3 separate regions of the Homo sapiens genome follow, and all the other regions are linked to region 3. Evidence: read pairs that join two places in POLR2A ChIA-PET (ENCODE). Cell type or tissue: MCF 10A. All regions are shown on one strand. Each heading gives the region's core, and the rest is flanking DNA. Links, peaks and the distances in the headings are about the cores only.

Region 1 (6,968 bases), core at 360-5,359, 68 kb before region 3:
TCACACCTGTAATCCCAGCATCTTGGGAAGCCGAGGCGGGCGGATCACTTGAGGTCAGGAGTTTGAGACCAACCTGGACAACATGACCAAATCCCATCTCTACAGAAAATACAAAAATTAGCCAGGCGTGGTGGCAGATGCCTATAGTCCTAGCTACTAGGGAGGCTGAGGCAGGAGAATCACTTGAACCTAGGAGGTGGAGAGTGCAGTAAGCCAAGACCGTGCCACTGCACTCCAGCCTGGGCGACAGGGTGAGACACTGTCAAAAAAAAAGAAAAAGAAAAGAAATCAAGATCTGGGGCACTATTGTGGTCACTGCTACTGTGGTATTCCTAATTCTAGGTCCTCTCAGTGGAGAGAGTTAGGAACCTAGGTCTTATTATCCACAATATTTTCTAATTTGTTTACTGTTAAGTATATATATAAAGTAGAATTGCTAACCCCTGCCCCTATGAGAAAGAAACTTACTAATGACACCACAATATTTGCATATAATTCTTTTTGTCTTTAGCCTTATAATTTTCCAAAGTATCTTAGACAAGTTATTTTCTTCCCCAACCCCTTCAGTGTATTATCCATTTATAATACAATTAGGTTTGTGTGTTATTGTTTATATACCTTTTTGAGTTCTCCCCACATCCTGGTTGACCTGCATGATTCGTTTGTTTCGGAGATCATATGTCTGTCATTTTTGTTTTTGTTTTTGTTTTAATTAATAGAGACAGAGTCTTACTATTTTGCCCAGGCAAGTCTCAAATTCCTGGGTTCAAGTGATCCTCCTTGCCTCAGCCTCCCAAAGTGCTAGGATTACAGTCATGAGCCACCATGTCCAGCCTGTTTTACAGATCATATACCTGTGGGGTTTTTGGTTTTGGAAAATATAATTTTTTTGAAATATATGTGTAATCTTATATATATATTTTGAGACAGAGTCTTGCTCTGCATGAAGGCTGGAATGAAGTGGCGCGATCTCAGCTCACTGCAACTTCCCCGCCTTCTGGGTTCAAGTGATTCTCATGCCATAGCCACCCAAATAGCTGTGATTACAGGTGTGCACCACCACACCTGATTAATTTTTGTATTTTTTATAGAGACAAGGTTTCGCCGTCTTGCCCAGGCTGGTCTCAAACTCCTGGCCTCAAGTGATTCACCCACCTCGGCCTCTCAAAGTGTTGGAATTACAGGCGTGAGCCACTGCGCCCAGACTCATATACCTGTTTTGATGAACATTTAAGAAGAGTAGTTTGTTCCTTTGGCTAATTATGGGACTAGGAAGAAAATGCAGTATCTCCTTGACAAGGAAACACTCACACTACTCCTGATATTAATGAATCAACTGAAAACGTCCAGACATGTCCAGACATAGAATACAATAATATACCACAAAGCAGATAAAGCAACAGATAAAAACAAATTTTAAAAAATACTTATATGACCATTGTTTGATGTTATACCCTGTGTTTCCAAGATAGTTCAAGTGGAATGCGAAATAAAAACATGGATAATCTTCCTGTTTCCTTGTAGGTCCTACGCCCTATTTCCTGCTTCTTTCAAATCTCAAAGATAGAAGACTGATTACAGTGCCTGGAAGTCCTTCATGTAATTAATACTAATGCTTACAAGAACTGAATTTTTATTTATTCTAAAAACATTTGTTGCATGCCTCCCCTCTGTACCAGACACAGTGAGAAGTGCTTTATGTACTTTTATCTAACCAAATAAGTGCTTTGGAGAAGACCCATTAACTATGCTATGGTTCACATTGATTTGTTTCCTCTCTAGATTTTATACACCATTGTGCCAGTACAGTCAAGATCTGGTGATAATGAAAAGCTAACAGCAAAAATTTGTCAAAACTAACCTTTTATGAGAAACAATTTAACCTACTGGTGCACTTAGGTGGATATTTGATAGAGCTAAGAAGCAACCACAGACATATGGTTTCTGTGAGGAAATAAGAATATGAAATTATTTTGCCACCTAAAACTGCAAAAGTAAAAAGCACTTCATAGAAGAATAGTCTTTTAGCATTTTACCCAAAATCAGACATGACTATTCAGAGCTATACATTATTTTATACAACAAACAGATTTGGTTTTTCTCAATCTTGTTTTCTTTATGAAATCCTGAGTTAAAGCCCAGGCACGGTGGCTCACGCCTGTAATCCCAGCACTTTGGGAGGCAGAGGCGGGCAGATCACGAGGTCAAGAGATCGAGACCATCCTGGCTAACACGGTGAAACCCCGTCTCTACTAAAACTACAAAAAAATAGCCAGGCGTGGTGGTGGGCACCTGTAGTCCCAGCTACTCGGGAGGCTGAGGCAGGAGAATGGAGTGAACCTGGGAGGCGGAGCTTGCAGTGAGCCGAGATCACGCCACTGCACTTCAGCCTGGGCTACAAAGCGAGACTCCGTCTCCAAAAAAAAAAGAAAAGAAAAAGAAAAAGAAATCCTGAGTTAAAAGAAGTTATGCAGAATAAAGTATAAATACAGTTTTTTTTTTGTTTTTGTTTTTGTTTTGAGACGGAACTCCGTCGCCCAGGCTGGATCTTGGCTCACTGCAAGCTCCGCCTCCCGGGTTCACTCCATTCTCCTGCCTCAGCCTCCCGAGTAGCTGGGACTACAGGCGCCCGCCACCACGCCTGGCTGATTTTTTTGTATTTTTAGTAGAGACGGGGTTTCACCATGTCAGGATGGTCTCGATCTCCTGATCTCGTGATCCACCCGTCTCGGCCTCCCAAAGTGCTGGGATTACAGGCGTGAGCGACCACGCCCAGCCAAATACAGTATTATTAAGGAGCAGTACCTGATCACACCAAAATTTATGATAACCAACAAGGTGCCCCAAATGAACAAAACAAATATACGCATGAAGAATAACAGCTGAGGCCAGGCACAGTGGCTGACACTTGTAATCCCAGCACTTTGGGAGGCCAAGAAGGATGGATCAGGAGTTTGAAGTCAGGAGTTTAAGACCAGCCTGAGCAACATGGCAAAGTCCCGTCTCTAATAAAAATACAAAAATTAGGCCAGGTGCAGTGGCTCACACCTGTAATCCCAGCACTTTGGGAGGCCAAGGTAGGCGGATCATTTGAGGTCAGGAGTTCGAAACCAGCCTGGCCAACATGGTGAAACCCTGTCTCTACTCAAAAAAAAAAAATACAAAAATTAGCACATGCCTGTAGTTCAAACTACTTGGGAGGCTAATGCAGGAGAATCACTTGAGCCTAGGAAGCAGAGGTTGCAGTGAGCCGAGATCACACCACTGCACTCCAGCCTGGGTGACAATCGAGTAAGTTTGAAACTCTGTCTCAAAAAAAAAAGAAAAAGAAAAAGTAAAAAAGAAAAAAGAATAACACCTGAACAGGACTCCTCGGGTATACTAACCCAGACCTTAATCACTACTATCAGACAATTATAGCATTACTACAGCTTTAAGTTTATTACGCCATTCTTGCCATCCTTGCATAGCAGCCAGGGCACAGTAGCAACCAAGTGAAACACTTGAATTACCAAGTCACAGCCTCTAGTGTGTGCCTAACCCTAACTTGGAATGACACCATGATCCAAAAAGCCTGCCAATCTCTGGCAGAGGTTTATTTATTCATTGATGCTCAATTCTGTATGGTTTCCCCTTACAGCAGGGTAAAACCATAAGGGATAAGCTAACTGTACCTAGAGAGCAATTTTAATATGCTACAAATATTCCACACTCATGAAACTACATTCACTTTCCAGAAAATAAAACAGTAGGACTCCTGTTATGGCCTGGGCCTTAAATTCCTATTAAACAATTTATTACTGTATAAATGGTTAACAGCATATAACCAATTTCCTTAAACCCATAAAGCCTAGCATCCTCCTGACAAGGACTAGCCAGGGTTCTCAAAACAAAACAAAGTAAGAGCATCTTCTCTGCCATAGAGTACAAAGAAAATTGTATTAATTCTCACTGGAGGGGGTTGCTCACAGCCCCAAGGGGCTACAACTTACTCGGAACACAGAAAGAAGGCAATGGTGTTTTATGAAACTAACAATGAAGGAACCCTATTATATCCTTTATTTCTCCTATTACTTGCCTATATTAATCAACCACTTATGCTGGATATAATAACATAAAAGTAAAGGTAGAGATAGGGCCACCCATAATTCCTTTTCTTCTCAGTCCTTCCCTACTCATCAGTAAGCAGAAGGTAGAATGTTGGTAGAATATGTATTCATCAAGAAGTGAAATACAAACCACTGAGTTCGTTTGTACAGAGTTTCTACTGTTCTAGCAAAAACAAACTACACATGCAAGTGCAACTACAAAATGACTGTATAATTTCAGTTTCCACAAATGAGGTAAATATTCTTATATTTGCATTTTAAATGGACACTACACAACATATAGGGATGAACAGTAAAATACAGGCTAATGATTTAAAATTCTAATTTTTCTTTGCTTAGACTGACATTAGATGATAAATTTTTTTAAAATATGACAAGTTGAAGGAGACACTACAAAGAAAGAAAAAAGGTATATATTTTAGTACCTTTAGCAGCACATTTTCCCTGCTTTTTTTTTTTTTTTTTTTTTTTTGAGGCGGAGTCTCGCTCTGTTGCTCAGGCTGGAGTGCAATGGCTTGATCTTGGCTCACTGCAAGTTCCGCCTCCCAAGTTCATGCCCTTCTCCTGCCTCAGCCTCCTGAGTAGCTGGGACTATGGGTGCCCGCCACCACACCCATCTAATTTTTTGTATTTTTAGTACAGACGGGGTTTCACCGTGTTAGCCAAGATGGTCTCGATCTCCTGACCTCGTGATCCGCCCGCCTCAGCCCTCCAAAGTGCTGGGATTACAGGCATGAGCCACCACGCCCTGCCCCTTTTCCTGCTTTTTGAATAAGGGAGCCCCCATTTTTATTTTGCCCTGGGACTTGCAAATTATATAGTCACCCTACCAACAATCAACCTTTTCCTGTCTGGACTTCTACAGAATGAATAAAAATAAGATAGCAGAGGAAATGATGGAACAGTTAAACAGTTCTAATTACTGTATCTGACTTTTTTTTCAGGCTTCAGGACCACAAAACTTCATTAATGTCCAATTTATAGTACAATAAGAAAAAGCTGACCAATGTTGTAAATGGAGTTTAAAAAGTGCACAGGGCTAGGTGAGATGGCTCGTGCCCGTAATCCCAGCACTTTGGGAGGCTGAGATGGGAGGATCACTTGAGTCCAGAAGTTTGATACCATCCTGGGCAACATAGCGAGACCCTGTCTCTACAAAAAATTTAAAAAGTACCTGGACATGGTGCACACGCCTGTACTCCCAGCAACTTGGGAGGCTGAGGTGGGAGGATTGCTTGAGCCTGGAAGGTTGAGGTGCCAGTGAGCCTCCAACCTGGCACTCCAGCCTGGCAGAGCAAGATCCTGTCTTAAAAAAAAAGTCTCCACCCACATAAAGATTGGAACGATAGACACTGGGGACTCCAAAAGCAGGGAGGGAAGAGGGCACGGGTTGAAAAACCACCTATTGGGTACTATGTTTACTATTTGGGTGATGGGATTAGTAGAAGCCCAAACTTTAGCACCACCCAATATACCCAACCTAATATACCCAACCCATGTAACAAACCTTAACTATGAACTCCAAAAGGAAATATATTTATCTCGTTTATTGCTGTATCACCAATATCTGATGTTCATTAACTATTAATTCATAAAATAAACTATGATCATTGCTACTGCACACTCATCTACAAATCCATATACCTAGCAAAAGACAAATTTTAGGCCAGGCTCAGTGGCTCACGCCTGTAATCCCAGCATTTTGGGAGGCCAAGGCGGGCGAATCACCTGAGGCCAGGAGCTCGAGACCAGCCTGGCCAACATGGTGAAACCCTGTCTCTACTAAAAAAATATATAAAAATTAGCCGGGTGCAGTGGTGCATGCCTGTAATCCCAGTTACTTGGGAGGCTGAGGCAGGAGAATTGCTTGAACCAGGGAGGTGGAGGTTGCAGTGAGCCGAGATCATGCCACTGTACTCCAGCCTGGGTGACAGAGTAAGACTCCATCTCAAAAAAAAAAAAAAACAACCCAAAGAAACAAGACAAATTTTAGCTCTAAAATGACAATAAGTCATTTTATTAGGGCTTAAAATTATATTTCTAATCACAGTAATTATAAGACTTACAAATTTGGTAAAATGATATTCAAGTATCATAGAAATATAAAATATAGAAAGTAAAAGCCCTTAATATCTCACTTTTTTTTTTTTTTTTGAGACGGAGTTTTGCTGTTGTTGTCCAGGCTATAGTGCAATAGCACAATCTCGGCTCACCACAACCTCCGCCTCCCAGGTTCAAACAATTCTCCTCCCTCAGCCTCCCAAGCAGCTGGGATTACAGGCATGTGCCACCACACCCAGCTACTTTTGTATTTTTAGTAGAGACAGGGAGTCTCTATGTTGGTCAGGCTGGTCTTGAACTCCCGACCTCATGTGATCACCCGCCTTGGACTCCAAAAGTGCTGGGATTATAGGCGTGAGCCACCACGCCCTGCAATATCTCACTCTTAAGTGAGTGTACATCCACATAAAGTAAAATGTTCAGTAGGTTTGAAACTTTTTAAAATATAAAAATATGAAATCTAAAGAATCTGAACAAATAAGATGACCCTATTATAATCTTGCTTTCTTAAAATGAGTCAAACGTTAACTTTCTAGAGGTATCACTTTTACTTAAATTTCTAATTTGAATGAAAAACTAAGTATTATTTTGTTCAAAATTATACGAGAAAAAAAGGCTCATGCCTGTAATCCCAGCACTTTGGAAGGAGAAGGCAGGAGGATCACGAGGTCAAGAGAATAAGACCATCCTGGCCAACATGGTGAAACCCCATCTCTACAAAAAATACAAAAATTAGCCAGGCGTGGCAGTGCGCAACTGTAGTCCCAGCTACTCGGGAGGCTGAGGCAGGAGAATTGC
Region 2 (6,968 bases), core at 1,032-6,031, 54 kb before region 3:
TGGGCACGGTGGCTCATGCCTGTAATCCCAGCACTTTGGGAGGCCGAGGCGGGTGGATCACCTGAGGCTGGGAGTTCGAGACCAGCATGACTAACATGGAGAAACCCCGACTCTACTAAAAATACAAAATTAACCAGGCGTGGTGGCGCATGACTGTAATCCCAGCTACTTGGGAGGCTGAGGCAGGAGAATTGCTTGAACCCGGGAGGCAGAGGTTGCCTTGAGCCGAGATCGCGCCACTGCACTCCAGCCTGGGCAAGAAGAGCGAAACTCCGAAACTCCGTTTCAAAAAAAAAAATAGTTTCTTGCTCAAGATAACTCTAAGGCATTCACATCAATGAAATACATTGTTGCTGTATCTGTAAAATCCAAAAAATCCAAGCATGCAATATCTCTGATGTACCATGTATATCACATTTTACCAAATAATTTAAATGGGGCTTCTTTTCATATATCTCTTTATGATGTTCTCTGCCTTCATTTATTTTTTGCTTTCCAAGTGTTTCCTCTTACCTGACTTTTTTGCAGCCAAACAAAATAGATAAGCCTAGATGTCCCAAAGACCCCAGCTATCAAGAATAAAAATAGTGAGAAGAATCTACCTGGTAAATGCAACCCTAAACAGTATCATTGAGCTCTTACATGCACATCTCTGTTCTTCTGCACTGCTTTTACTGCTACCTCCTTAACCATCTATACTCCCCTTACAATACTTTCTTCACATAGAATGATAACCCATCAGCCAGATTTCAAGTCTTCAGAGCTGAGTACAGCAACTGAGCCAATATTAAATAAGGTAGACTACATATATACCAAATAACTCAGCCTTCATCACCACCCTCAGCTCATCCAGCAGCTCAGTGGAATAACTGCTGATCAGACCTAAAACTGAGTGGCTGTAGGGATGATAAAGGATTGCTCAAGTTACCGATTTTTCCCTTCCTTTTCATGTGCAGTTTAGACCACTTGACTAGGCCTCTCAGCCTCTATCCCTGTTTAGGACTGGATCACTCCTATTAATCACATATTTGATCACTGTGCCTTTGCCACCTGGCTGCTCTTCCAAAGAACATCTCCATCATCAGGCCAATTTCCTTAGCCCAGCCTCAAAGGAATTGTAAGCTTTTTTTTTTGTTTTTTGTTTGTTTTTTGTTTTGAGATGGAGTTTCACTCTTGTTGCCCAGGCTGGAGTGCAATGGTGCAATCTCAGCTCACTGCAACCTCCGCCTCCCAGGTTCAAGTCGATCCTCCTGCCTCAGCCTCCCGAGTGGCTGGGATTATAGGCTCCCGCCCCCATGCCTGGCTAATTTTTGTATTTTTAGTAGAGCCGGGGTTTTGTCATGTTGGCCAGGATGGTCTCGAACTCCCAACCTCAGGTGATCCACCCGCCTCAGCCTCCCAAAGTGCTGGGATTACAGGCATGGGCCACCGCATTCAGCTAGGAACTGTAAGCTTTTATCCCTACCTGTTCAGCCACAGTGACTTATCCATTGCCCAAATTATTACTATCTATGTGCATTCTGTATATCTTACTCCAAATCTGGATTTTTAAACTTACAATTTAGTAGTTGAGCATAAACCATCATGTTTATGTTCTTATCCTATAATAGCTTCAGTTCTGGGACCAAGATTCACACTTCTGTATCATAACACAGTTAAACATAGTATATATTCAGTGAATACATTCTAATTTGGAAACAGAATTGATCAAGAATAGTAATCTTTCTGGTAATGAATCACACATTCCTTATACACAATTGGTGTAAAGATATTAATCGACTTGTCCTACCTTGCTTAGTTTACAGAGAGAAAAATTCACAGAATTTAAAAGTTGAAAGGCAAGTCAATGTGATAAATTGTATCTTACAACATGAAGAAGTCATGAGAGGAAACATGGTTAAGAGTAAAGACTTGCCAGGCGTGGTGGCGCATGCCTGTAATCCCAGCACTTTGGGAGGCCGAGGCGGGTGAACCACGAGATCAGGAGTTCAAGACCAGCCTGGCCAATATGGTGAAATCCTGTCTCTGCTAAAAATACAAAAATTAGCCAGGCGTGGTGGCGGGCACCTGTAGTCCCAGCTACTCAGGAGGTTGAGGCAGGAGAACCGCTTGCCCGGGAGGCGGAGGTTGCAGTGAGCCGAGATTGCGCCACTGCACTCCAGCCTGGGAAACAGAGTGAGACTCTGTCTCAAAAAAAAAAAAATAAAAAAAAGTAAAGACTTTTAGAAATCAAGAAGATACTGGTTTGAAATACAGTTCTGTCACTTTCTAGACTCTGGATGATTTATTTAACCTCTCTGTGCCTCAATATCTTTATTTATGAAAAAATCTATATTTTTCATAAATATATGAAAAAGAAAGCTGATATAAGAATCAGGTTAAATAAAGCACGTAGTATAATACCTGCCACAAGGAGGTACTCGATGAATAATTCAATAATTATTTTTACATATCATTAGACAAAGTACTTATTCTGTTAGTCTGTTTCCCTAACTCTAAAACAGGAAAAATATCTACCTTTCAGCTACTCTGAGGATCTAAGGAAAATGTATGTAAAAACACTGCATTTCACTTGACACATAGCAGGCACTCATAAAGGGAGAAGTTACTTTTGTTAAACAGTAGCTATTTTACTTAATCTGTTACTTCTAGTAAGCATCTAATATGGTTCTCTGTATATTTTATGAATGTCAGTTATTTTGGGGGAAATATTATTATTATTATTATTACTTTTTTTTTTTTGAGACGTTGTTTCACTCTTGTTGCCTAGGCTGGAGTGCAATGGCACGATCTTGGCTCACTGCAACCTCCGCCTTCCGGGTTCAAGCAATTCTCCTGCCTCAGCCTCCAAGTAGCTGGGATTACAGGTTCCTGCCGCCATGCCCATCTAACTTTTTTGTATTTTCAGTAGAGAAAGGGTTTCACCATGTTGGCCAGGCTGGTCTTGAACTCCTGATCTCAGGTGATCCACCTGCCTCATCCTCCCAAAGTGCTGGGATTACAGGCATGAGCCACCACGCCCGGCCAGGAGTAATCTTTTATACAACCGGTTCCTTCAAACAATAATGAAATATTCATTAGCAACAGAAATTCACTGCTCCTCCAACACAGTTCTCAAGATAATTACTGATGATATGACTCAGCTGAATCTCACAGGAATCTCTCTCTCTCTCTCTCTCTCTCTCTCTCTCTCTCTCTCTCTCTCTCTCTCGCTCTCTCATTACCTTAATTAGATGCCATCTTCTAAACAACAAACTCTATAATTAGTGACCTAAATAAGTAAAATGGGCTTGAAAAGATTTCAAGAATCAGCTCACCTAACTTACAGGTGATAAATGCAACCCACAGAGTATATTCTCTTAGTAATTTTAATATTCCTATCTGTTAACTTTCTTCTGGTACTGTCATTTATTTCACTGTTTAGAATTCTGTTTTCAAATATAATTCTTTGCTTCAAGTAGTACCCTCAAGGCTTTCTAACATTAAAACTACTGTCTAGACTGGGCACAGTAGCTCTCAGCTGTAGCCCCAACACTTTGGGAGGCTGAGTCAGGAGGATCGCTTGTGCCTAGGAGTTTGACACCAGCCTGGGCAACATGGCGAGACCTGTCCCTACAAAAAAATATATATATTTTTAAATTACTACCAGAGGTCACAGTCAAAGAATCGTACACCGTTTTGGAGCCTACTCCAGTATAGATCAAAGCAAAGGCAAGGGCAATAAGGCTACACCAAGCTGGGGCAGTTTGGGTGGAGATAGAAAGACAGTATGAGAGAAACTTAGTAAAATATTTTGTCTCCTTCCTCTCCCAGACTCCCCAAACTCTGTCTGTTTATCTCTTGCTACCATTATTCTAACCTTAAGTGTATCACATCCTGTGAAATAGGACTACTAGAATGGACTACTAGGGTGACAAAGAATTCCAGTTTAATTCCAGTTTATGCTATGTATTTCCATACACCAACTGCAGAGACTAGGTTCTAACTCAAAGTTGTTCTGAATGTATTAAATATAGGTACATGCTGAGCCATTTTAAGTCATTGATACTAGTCATTTATTTACCTATTTGATGCTCCCTTAACTTTTTTTTTTTTTTTTTTTGAGACGGAGTTTCGCTCTTGTTGCCCAGGCTGGAGTCAATGGCACGATCTCGGCTCACCGCAACCTCCGCCTCCTGGGTTCATGCAATTCTCCTGCCTCAGCCTTCCAAGTAGTTGGGATTACAGGCATGTGCCACCACGCCCGGCTAATTTTGTATTTTTAGTAGAGACGGGGTTTCTCCATGTTGGTCAGGCTGGTCTCGAACTCCCGACCTCAGATGATCTGCCCGCCTCGGCCTCCCAAAATGCTGAGATTACAGGCGTGAGCCACCGCGCCCGGCCAGATGCTCCCTTAACTTTTTAAAGCTAGAAACTCAAACAACTACAGCTCTTAGACATTTTTAAATGAAAATAAGTAAGGCTCTACAATGAGAGCCAGAAATGTCTGGGTTCCAATGATCAGGCATTTTACCCAATTGATATTGGTCACCTACTTACCATGACACACATAAAATATACTGTGACATGTCCGCAGAAGTATATTTTACACGTATCAAATAACCTGTCCCTAAATGATACTTTCAACTCAAATGTAACACTTTCTTTATTTGGAATTCAGTGATGAGAAGACAACTTGACTATGTAAGAGACAGTACAGTCCAGCAGTTAAGAGTGTAGACTGGGTCAGGCACAGTGGCTCACGCCTGTAATCTCAGCACTTTGGGAGGCTGAGGCAGGTGGATCACCTGAGGTCAGGAGTTCCAGACCAGCCTGGACAACATGGTGAAACCCCATCCCTACTAAAAAATACAAAAACCAGCCAGGCGTGATGGCAGGCGCTTTAATCCCAGCTACTTGGGAGGCAGAGGCAGGAGAATCGTTTGAACCCGGCAGGCGGAGGTCGCAGTGAGCCAAGATTGAGCCATTGTACTCAAGCCTGGGGGACGAGAGCGAGACTTCTTTCAAAAAAAAAAAAAAAGAGTGTAGACTGTAGGCTGGGTGCGGTGGTTCACATCTTTAATCTCAGCACTTTGGGAGGCCAAGGTGGGCAGATCACGAGGTCAAGAGAACGAGACCATCCCGGGCAATATGGTGAAACCTCATCTCTACTAAAAATACAAAAATTAGCTGGGCGTGGTGGCGCGCGCCTGTAGTCCCAGCTACTCAGGAGGTTGAGGTAGGAGAATCGCTTGAACCCGGGAGGCGGAGGTTGCAGTGAGCCAAGATTGCGCCACTGCACTCCAGCCTGGCGACAGAGTGCGACTCCATCTCAAAAAAAAAAAAGAAAAAAGTGTAGACTGTAGCCGGGCATGGTGGCATGCATCTATAATCCCAGCTACTCGGGGGGCTGAGGTGAGAGGATGGCCTGAGTTGGGAGGCAGACGCTGCAGTGAACTGAGATTGAACCACTGCACTCCAGCCTGGGTGACAGCCTGTCTCCAAAAAAAAAGAGTGTACACTGGTCAGGTGTGTTGGTGCATGCCTATAATTCCAGGACTTTGGGACGCCAAGGCAAAAGGGTCGCTTGAGCCCAGGAGTTCAAGAGCAGCCTAGCCCCCATCTCTACAAAAAATAAAAAAATTAGCCGGGCATGGTGGTACACACTTGTAGTCCCAGCTACTGGGAGGCTGAGGTGGGAGGATCACTTGAGCTTCCGGGAGATTGAGGTTACAGTGAACTGTGATCATACCACTGCACTCCAGCCTGGGTGGCAGAGCAAGGCCCTATTTTATTGAAAAACAACAACAACAACAACAACAAAACTATAAGACTACTTACTAAGGCGCAGTGGCTCACACCTGTAATCTCAGCACTTTGGGAGGCTGAGGCGGGCGGATCACCTGAGGTCAGGAGTTCGAGACCAGCCTGACCAACATGGAGAAACCCTGTCTCTACTAAAAATACAAAATTAGCTGGGGGTGGTGGCACATGCCTGTAATCCCAGCTGCTCGGGAGCCTGAGGCAGAAGAATCACTTGAACCCGGGAGGCAGAGGTTGCGCCATTGCACCCCAGCCTGGGCAACAAGAGTGAAACTCCATCTCCCAAAAAAAAAAAAAAAAAAAAAAAAAAAGACTACTTACTAAAAGCATTTTTGGTAGTTGTACATAAGGTAGAGGCTTTCCTAAGATAACACAAAACCAGATGTCATAAAGGAAAAAAAAAGCAGTTGTAATTGCATAAAGTCATTTATATCATATATTTATATCATGTAACACCTTTAAATCAGTAAGAAAAACAAACAAATCATTAGAATAGGCAATTCAGAGAAATACAACTGGCTGACAAGCATGAAAAGCTTGGCTCCACTAATAATTAAAGGACTCTAAACCAACAAGATATCATTTATTTTGCTCTGGCAAAAATTGAAAAGAATGATATTACGTAGTATTTGAAAAGGTATAAGAAAATGGGAGATTCTCGGCCAAGCACGGTGGCTCACACCTGTAATCTCAGCACTTTGGGAGGCCGAGGCATGTGTATCACCTGAGGTCAGGGGTTCGAGACCAGCCCAGCCAACATGGTGAAACCCTGTCTCTACTAAAAATACAAAAATTAGCCAGGCATGGTGGCACGTGCCTGTAATTCCAGCTACTGGGGGGCTGAGGCAGGAGGATGGCTTGAACCTGGGAGGCAGAGGTTGCAGTGAGCCAAGATCGTGCCACTGCACTCCAGCTTGGGCAACAGCGCAAGACTCTGTCTCAAAAAAAAAAAAAAAAACACGAAAGAAAAGGGAGGTTCTCATACACTACTGGTAGAAATGACAGTACAACCTATTTTGAAGAAATTCTAGCAGTTCATTTCAAGATTTTAAATGTACAAATTTCTAACCACATGATCTTACTTCTAGAACTGTCCCAGATCAATAATCACAAAACTTTATGTACAATATACGCAATATTATTCCACCTTGTTTAGAAGCAAATTC
Region 3 (6,968 bases), core at 861-5,860:
ACTGGAATATTACTTTTTTTTTTTTTTTTTTTTTTGAGACAGAGTCTCGCTTTGCTCTGTCAGCAGGCTGGAGTGCAGTGGCGCGATCTCGGCTCACTGCAACCTCCACCTCCTGGGTTCAAACGATTCCCCTGCCTCAGCCTCCCGAGTAGCTGGGACTACAGGCATGTGCCACCACGCCCAGCTAATTTTTGTATTTTTAGTAGAGATGAGGTTTCACCATGTTGGCCAGGATGGTCTCAATCTCTTGAGATCCGCCCGCCTCAGCTTCCCAAAGTGTCGGGATTACAGGCATGAGCCACCACTCCCGGCCATCCTTAACTGGAATACTTCTATTTCAAAAAGAAATTTTATAATTAAATAAAGTTCATGCTATTCCCTCCACCTGAGAAAACCTTTTTGTTTTCACCTGGCAAAATTCTAACCATCCTTCAAATCCCAGTTATCCTGCAATCTTCCCAGTGAAACCTTTCTAGACTTGTTTAAGAAAGTTGCCATTCCCTCCTATGGATCTCCACTCCCCTTTGCACATATCTTTGTTTTTTTTTTCTGTTTGTTTGTTTGTTTTTTGTTTTGTTTTTTGAGACGGAGTCTTGTTCTGTTGCCCAGGCTGGAGTGCAGTGGGGAGATCTTCGCTCACTGCAGGCTCCGCCTCCCAGGTTCACGCCATTCTCCTGCCTCAGCTTCTCGAGTAGCTGGGACTACAGGCGCCCACCACCATGCCCGGCTAATTTTTTGTATTTTTAGTAGAGACGGGGTTTCACCGTCTTAGCCAGGATGGTCTTGATCTCCTGACCTCGTGATGCACCTGCCTCGGCCTCGGGGGATTACAGGCTTCAGCCACAGCGCCCAGCCGCACATATCTCTTATACTTACCAATTTAAGGGTTAACATATATGTTATGATGGGAAAATATTATATATGGAATAGCAGCCCCAGTATTCCTGGGGGTGAAGGGAGTAGGAGGGTTTGAAGGGGAGACCTTGAGAAGCCTGAGTGCAGACAGAACTGTTTTTTGTTTTTTTTGTTTTTGTTTTTGTTTTTTTGAGACGGAGTCTTGCTCTGTCGCCCAGGCTGGAGTGCAGTGGCGCGATCTCGGCTCACTGCAAGCTCCGCCTCCTGGGTTCACGCCATTCTCCCGGCTCAGCCTGCCCAGTAGCTGGGACTACAGGCGCCTGCCACCATGACTGGCTAATTTTTTGTATTTTTAGTAGAGACGGGGTTTCACCGTGTTAGCCAGGATGGTCTTGATCTCCTGACCTCATGATCTGCCCGCCTCGGCCTCCCAAAGTGCTGGGATTACAGGGGTGAGCCACCGCGCCTGGCCAAGAACTGTTATCTATCCACCAAACAAAGACTGGAGTTTGTAGTAAAGTTTACTCCACAGAAACGAGGCAAGTAAAGGAGATACTTTTAAATAAGAAAGCATATCTGATGCTCTTCAAATCACATTGCTGAGCACTGTTCCTACATAATCCTTGCCTGGAATCCTCTGGCTCTTCTATAGGGATAAATTAGGATGTTCAGGACAAAAAGCTTTATTATTATTATTATTATTTTTTTTGAGACAGAGTTTTGCTCTTGTTGCCCAGGCTGGAGTGCAATGGCATGATCTTGGCTCATTGCAACCTCCGCTTCCCGGGTTCAAGCGATTCTTGTGCCTCAGCCTCCGGAGTAGCTGGGATTACAGGCATGCGCCACTGCGCCTGGCTAATTTTGTATTTTTTTAGTAGAGACAGGGTTTCTCCATGTTGGTCAGGCTGGTCTCGAACTCCCGATCTCAGATGATCCACCCACCTAGGCCTCCCAAAGTACTGGGATTACAGGCGTGAGCCACCACACCTGGCCTATTATTTATTTGTCTATTTATTTGAGACAGGGTCTCACTCTGTCGCCCAGGCTGGAGTGCAATGGCAAGATCTCGGCCCGCTGCAACCTCCATCTCCTGAGTTCAAGTGATTCTCCTGCCTAGCCTCCTGAGTAGCTGGGAGTATTGGCACGCACCACTACGCCCAAGTAATTTTTGTGTTTTGTTTTTTTTTTTTTTTGAGACAGAGTTTTGCTCTTGTTGCCCAGGCTGGAGTGCAATAGCGCGATCTCGGCTCACCTCAACCTCCGCCTCCCAGGTTCAAGCAATTCTCCTGCCTCAGCCTCCCAAATAGCTGGGATTACAGGGATGTGCCACTGCGCCCAGCTAATTTTGTATTTTTAGTAGAGATGGGGTTTCTCCATGTTGGTCAGGCAAGTCTCGAACTCCTGACATCAAGTGATCCGTTCGCCTTGGCCTCGGCCTCCCATAGTGCTGAGATTACAGGTGTGAGCCATGGCATTCGGCCTAATTTTTGTATTTTTAGTAGAGATGGGGTTTCACCATGTTGGCCAGGCTGGTCTCAAACTTCTGACCTTAAGTGATCCACCTGCCTCGGCCTCCCAAAGTGCTGGGATTACAGGTGGGAGCCACCATTCCTGGCCCCAAAACTTTAATATCTAAACATTCTCTTTTTGCTGGAGGTTCCAGTGAGATCACACCACTGCACTCCAGCCTGGGCAACAGATCAAGACTCTGTCTCAAAAAAAAATTAAAAAATAAGCCGGGCGAGGTGGCTCACGCCTGTGTTGGCAGGCGCCTGTAGTCCCAGCACTTTTAGGAGGCCAAGGCAGGCAGATCATGAGGTCAGGAGATCGAGACCATCCTGGCTAACATGGTAAAACCCCGTCTCTACTAAAAATACAAAAATTAGCTGGGCGTGCTGGCACGTACCTGTATTCCCAGCTACTTGGGAGGCTGAGGCAGGAGAATTGCTTGAACCCAGGAGGTGGAGGTTGAAGTGAGCTGAGATCGCGCCACTGCACTCTAGCCTGACGACAGAGCGAGACTCTGTCTCAAAAACAAAACAAAACAAAACAAAACAAAAATTAACTAGGTGTGGTGGTGCACACCTGTAATCCAGCTACTTGGGAGGCTAAAGCAGGAGAATTGCTTGAACCCAGGAGGCATAGATTGCAGAGAGCCGAGATCGCACTACTGCACTCCAGCCTGGCGACAGAGTGAGATTCCGTCTCAAAAACAAAAACAAAAACAAAAAAACCCCAGAAAATTTATATACTCTTAAGTATATATATATATATATATATAGACTATATATAGAGAGGGTCCTAAATTGGTTGTCTCCTCCACTAGAAGGCAATCTTCATAAGTAAAGGCACTTGGTTCATTTTGTTCACTGTTGCATTTGCATCATATAGAATAGTTCCTGGCATAGGTCCTTAGTAAATATTTGCAGAATGAATCACGAATTAAGAGCTCTGTAGATTGGATGTCTATAGCTTTTGCACAGCCTTAGCTTCTCTGCAAATACTAAGAGTCAGATAGCCCCATGCACCAGGGGACCAGAGGTTGGGAGACTACTGGGTGAGTGCAAAAGTGGAGCACGTGGAGAAAAGGCTGCAAGGACAATGAAGGCCAATTGCAAGCTAATATGTTAGTCTGTCATTGTTTCATGGATCCTGGCAATAGTCATGACACTCCTTGGTCAGAGACAGAGGAATTTATTATTCATGGCACAGCAAATAGCATGTGTCAGCCTATTTGCAATGGTTTCCCTTGCCCTCAAATTCTAATGGGGCAACCCAATGAGCCCAGATGACATATGTATCTGCAGTGGTTTGCATTACAGGAGAGGAATCCTGGGCCAAGGGCTTAGCACTTTTTGAGCAAGCAGCAAATGAGCCAATCCCCACTCCCTCTAGGGAGCAAGCAGTTACAGGTAATTACAGTAGTTGCCTTGGCCTAGTTATATCTGTGTGAGTAGCTATAGACATTGCTCAGTATCAGGAGCCTGAAAGTCTTATGGATTGGCCTACTCAGCAAGAGAGTGCAGGCATGTTCAGGGCCCATGGTGGAGTGCCCTCTCAGCACAAGGCAGCTGAGTTATCAGCGAAGGAGGATGACATTGAATGTTGCCAGCTTGACACATGCTCACTAGACTCCAAATCCTAGCTAAGAGAAGCATTTAGCAGATACAATATTCAACCTTCCGCAGGCATCATTCAGCACACAGGTTTGAATGATCAAATTGCGGAGAAGTGTGGAAAGTAAAGAGTCTGGCCCAGCATAGTGGCTCATGCCTGTAATCTCAGCAATCTGGGAGGCTGAGATGGGAGGATCACCTGAGGTCAGAAGTTTGAGACCAGCCTAGGCAACATAATAAGACCCCATCTCTATAAAAAATACAAAAATTAGCCCACCTATTCGGGAGGCTGAGGTGGGAGGACAGCTTGCGCCTGGGAGGTTGACGCTGCACTGAGCTATGACGGCGCCACTGCACTCCAGCCTGGGCGACAGAGCAAGACACTGTCGAAAGAAAGAAAAGGAAAGAAAGGAAGAAAGAGGGAAAGAAAGAAAGGGAAAGACAGAGAGAAACAAGAAAGAAAGAAAGAAAGAAAGAAAGAAAGAAAGAAAGAAAGAAAGAAAGAAAGAGAAAAGAGAGAGAAAGGAAAGAAAGAAAAGAAAGAAGAAAGAAAGAAAGAAAGAGGGAAATAAAGCGAAAGAAAAACAAAGAAAAAGGAGGGAGGGAGGGAAGGAAGGAAAGAAGAAAGAACTTCATAGAGGTTGCTTGCCGTAGTAAAAAATGTACTATATGGCAGAGTTGTGTGGCAAAGCTTACAATGACTCTAGGGCTTTGCATCAGTCATGAATGGCTACCAAGGGAAAATTGAGATGTCCTCAACCGTGGCCTTACCCCTGCAGCCTTTCGACATGATAAGAGTGCCCAGTCCTGGGGATAGAAGGCTGGGTTTCTGTCTAGCTCTACTGCTAACATGTTCTGGAACTTCGAGGCAATCTTTTAAGTTTATTGGACAGAATTATCCCTGGATTAGGATAATTCTGGCTGCAGCTGCCTATGTGTGATTTATTATTCCTTTTAGGACTTCTTGGTTCACACTGATATGATTCTGTCTGATAAAAATAGTGCTGAAGTCATCCTGTGTATAGTAGGTTTAGAGAAAGATAAATTTTTTGCAAGGTGGGATCTCTCATTTGAGTTTCCCTTTATTTTTCAGAAAGAATGAATTTTTAAAGCCCCACAATCTTCTACACTGCTCCACCACTCCATCCTTAGCCCATGAGGTGCTTTTAGGCCTCATTCCCCTTGGGGACAGACTTATCTCTGAGGACTTGATTAGCAGATCTGTAAAAGAGAGATAATATTTGTCCTGCTGACTTCACGTGGTTAGAGTGAGAATCACAGGAAATTTAATTAAAGAAAATTAGAGGCAGGGCGCGGTGGCTCACGCCTGTAATCCCAGCTGTCAGGGAGGCAGAGGCCGGAGGATAGCTTGAGCCCAGGAGTTTGAGACCTGCCTGGGCAATATAGCGAGACCCCGTTCTCCACAAAAAGGAAGAAAAAAAAAGACAAAACAAAAAAGAAAATTAGAACTGTAACTGCCTTTAGCTACCATCTAGGCCCACCCTGCATTTTACAGATAATGAAACTAAGGCCCAACCAGTGTGGTGGCACACATCTGTAGTCCCAGCTACTCAGGATGCTGAGGCAGGAGAACTGCTTGAAGGACAAAGGCTTTTTTCCAACTGTGGTTCCACCCTTTTGTTTGTCCCTTTCTTTGTCCTCTCCATTCAGCAAGAGAAGGGATGGCCAAAGAGTGAGGATTGTGCTTGAGAGGTTTTTATGGACCTAGAAGTGGTGCCCATCACTCTTGCTCACATTCCACGGGCCAGAACAGTCACATGGTCATACCTAACTGCACTGGAGGCTGGAAGAGGGACTCTGGCTGTAGGCCAGGAAGAAGAAAAGAACACAGTCACTGGTGAGCACCGACAGTCTTCACCACATATAAAACAATCATGTGATGCCAACATTAGCTAAGTCAGAATTTATTTATTTTTTCTTTGGAATTCCTTCAGCAATTACATACCCTCTATATCATAATTTTGTCACATTAAATTGTATATTGCCTTAGATTTAGGTCTTCTGCCTCCATTTTTACATCATAAGCAGGGATCATTCTTCAGCTGCTTTGGTTTTTACCACAATGCAGGCTATAAGGTAGGCACTATAAGTAAATTTAAAAATCATGCTGAATTATTTCAGTAAAGACTTAGGAAGCTGGAATTTGCAAACCTTTACAGTCTGGAAACAAGCTTGGTTTAGTTGCTATGGCACAAATTAATGATTTAAATATATACAAGGATGTTTATAATCACACAAAAAAACAGTAGAAAGGGAGTTAAATATCCATTAAATGTATATAGTGGGGCAGCTATGCTCGGGGTGTGATTGGCGTTGGTTGTGTCGGGGTCTAGTGGGCAGAGAAGACTCTTGGCCAGGCAGATGGCTTCTTGGTGGCAGAGAATGGGGACCTCCGTGCACCGGAGATGTCTCCAGCACCAGGAGCAGCTGGAGGATGCAAGGAGCTGCAGCCCGTGACCAGCCATCAGGAGAACTCCGCGGGTCCCTGGGGTCCCTGTGCAGACAGTTCCAATGGAGGCTGCCTCTGAGAGCCATCAACCTCAACTTCCGTGCAGGCCCTTCCTGCAAATGCTTGGAAACCCCAGAGCCAGGGCAGCAGGGCCTCCAGGCTACGGCTCACTCAGCTAAGAGTGCCTTGGGTGCCATGTCCCAGAGAATCCAGGAGTCCTGCCAAAGTGGCACCAAGTGGCTGGTGGAGACCCAGGTGAAGGCCAGGAGGAGGAAGAGACGGGCACAGAAGGGCAGTGGCTCCCCAGCTCACAGCCTGAGCCAGAAGAGCACCCGGCTATCTGGAGATGCCCCTGCCCACTCAGCCCACAGACCCCTGGGAGAAGGAGCATAACTGCCTCTCCGCCCGGATAGGCTCCCATGCCTACCCATTATGACAGTCGATGCAGGAGGCTGCCTTCTGGAGCCCCTACTCCTCAACAGAGCCACTCTGCTCTCCCAGCCAGTCTGGCAGTGACCTAGAGCCTA

The links. Peaks named below come from ENCODE experiments on the same cell type or tissue, not always from the same donor. Only the 100,000 strongest peaks of a DNase experiment are listed, where the experiment ranks them.
Region 1: POLR2A ChIA-PET joins it to region 3 with 5 read pairs; 2 of 35 experiments call an interaction of 5 or more read pairs at or near these places.
Region 2: POLR2A ChIA-PET joins it to region 3 with 5 read pairs; 2 of 35 experiments call an interaction of 5 or more read pairs at or near these places.

Annotation. Positions count from the first base shown.
Region 1 is chr2:202,403,301-202,410,268 of GRCh38, reverse strand. All of the region lies in intron 1 of BMPR2 (bone morphogenetic protein receptor type 2), which reads right to left. Among named protein-coding and RNA genes, the nearest start is that of BMPR2, 30 kb to the right of the region's middle. In MCF 10A, for the core only: no CTCF peak of the experiment used is centred there; no DNase peak of the experiment used is centred there.
Region 2 is chr2:202,390,126-202,397,093 of GRCh38, reverse strand. The region is part of intron 1 of BMPR2 (bone morphogenetic protein receptor type 2); the gene reads right to left. Among named protein-coding and RNA genes, the nearest start is that of BMPR2, 17 kb to the right of the region's middle. In MCF 10A, for the core only: no CTCF peak of the experiment used is centred there; no DNase peak of the experiment used is centred there.
Region 3 is chr2:202,336,113-202,343,080 of GRCh38, reverse strand. It overlaps the pseudogene PIMREGP1. Among named protein-coding and RNA genes, the nearest start is that of BMPR2, 37 kb to the left of the region's middle. In MCF 10A, for the core only: no CTCF peak of the experiment used is centred there; a DNase peak (open chromatin) is centred at 3,310.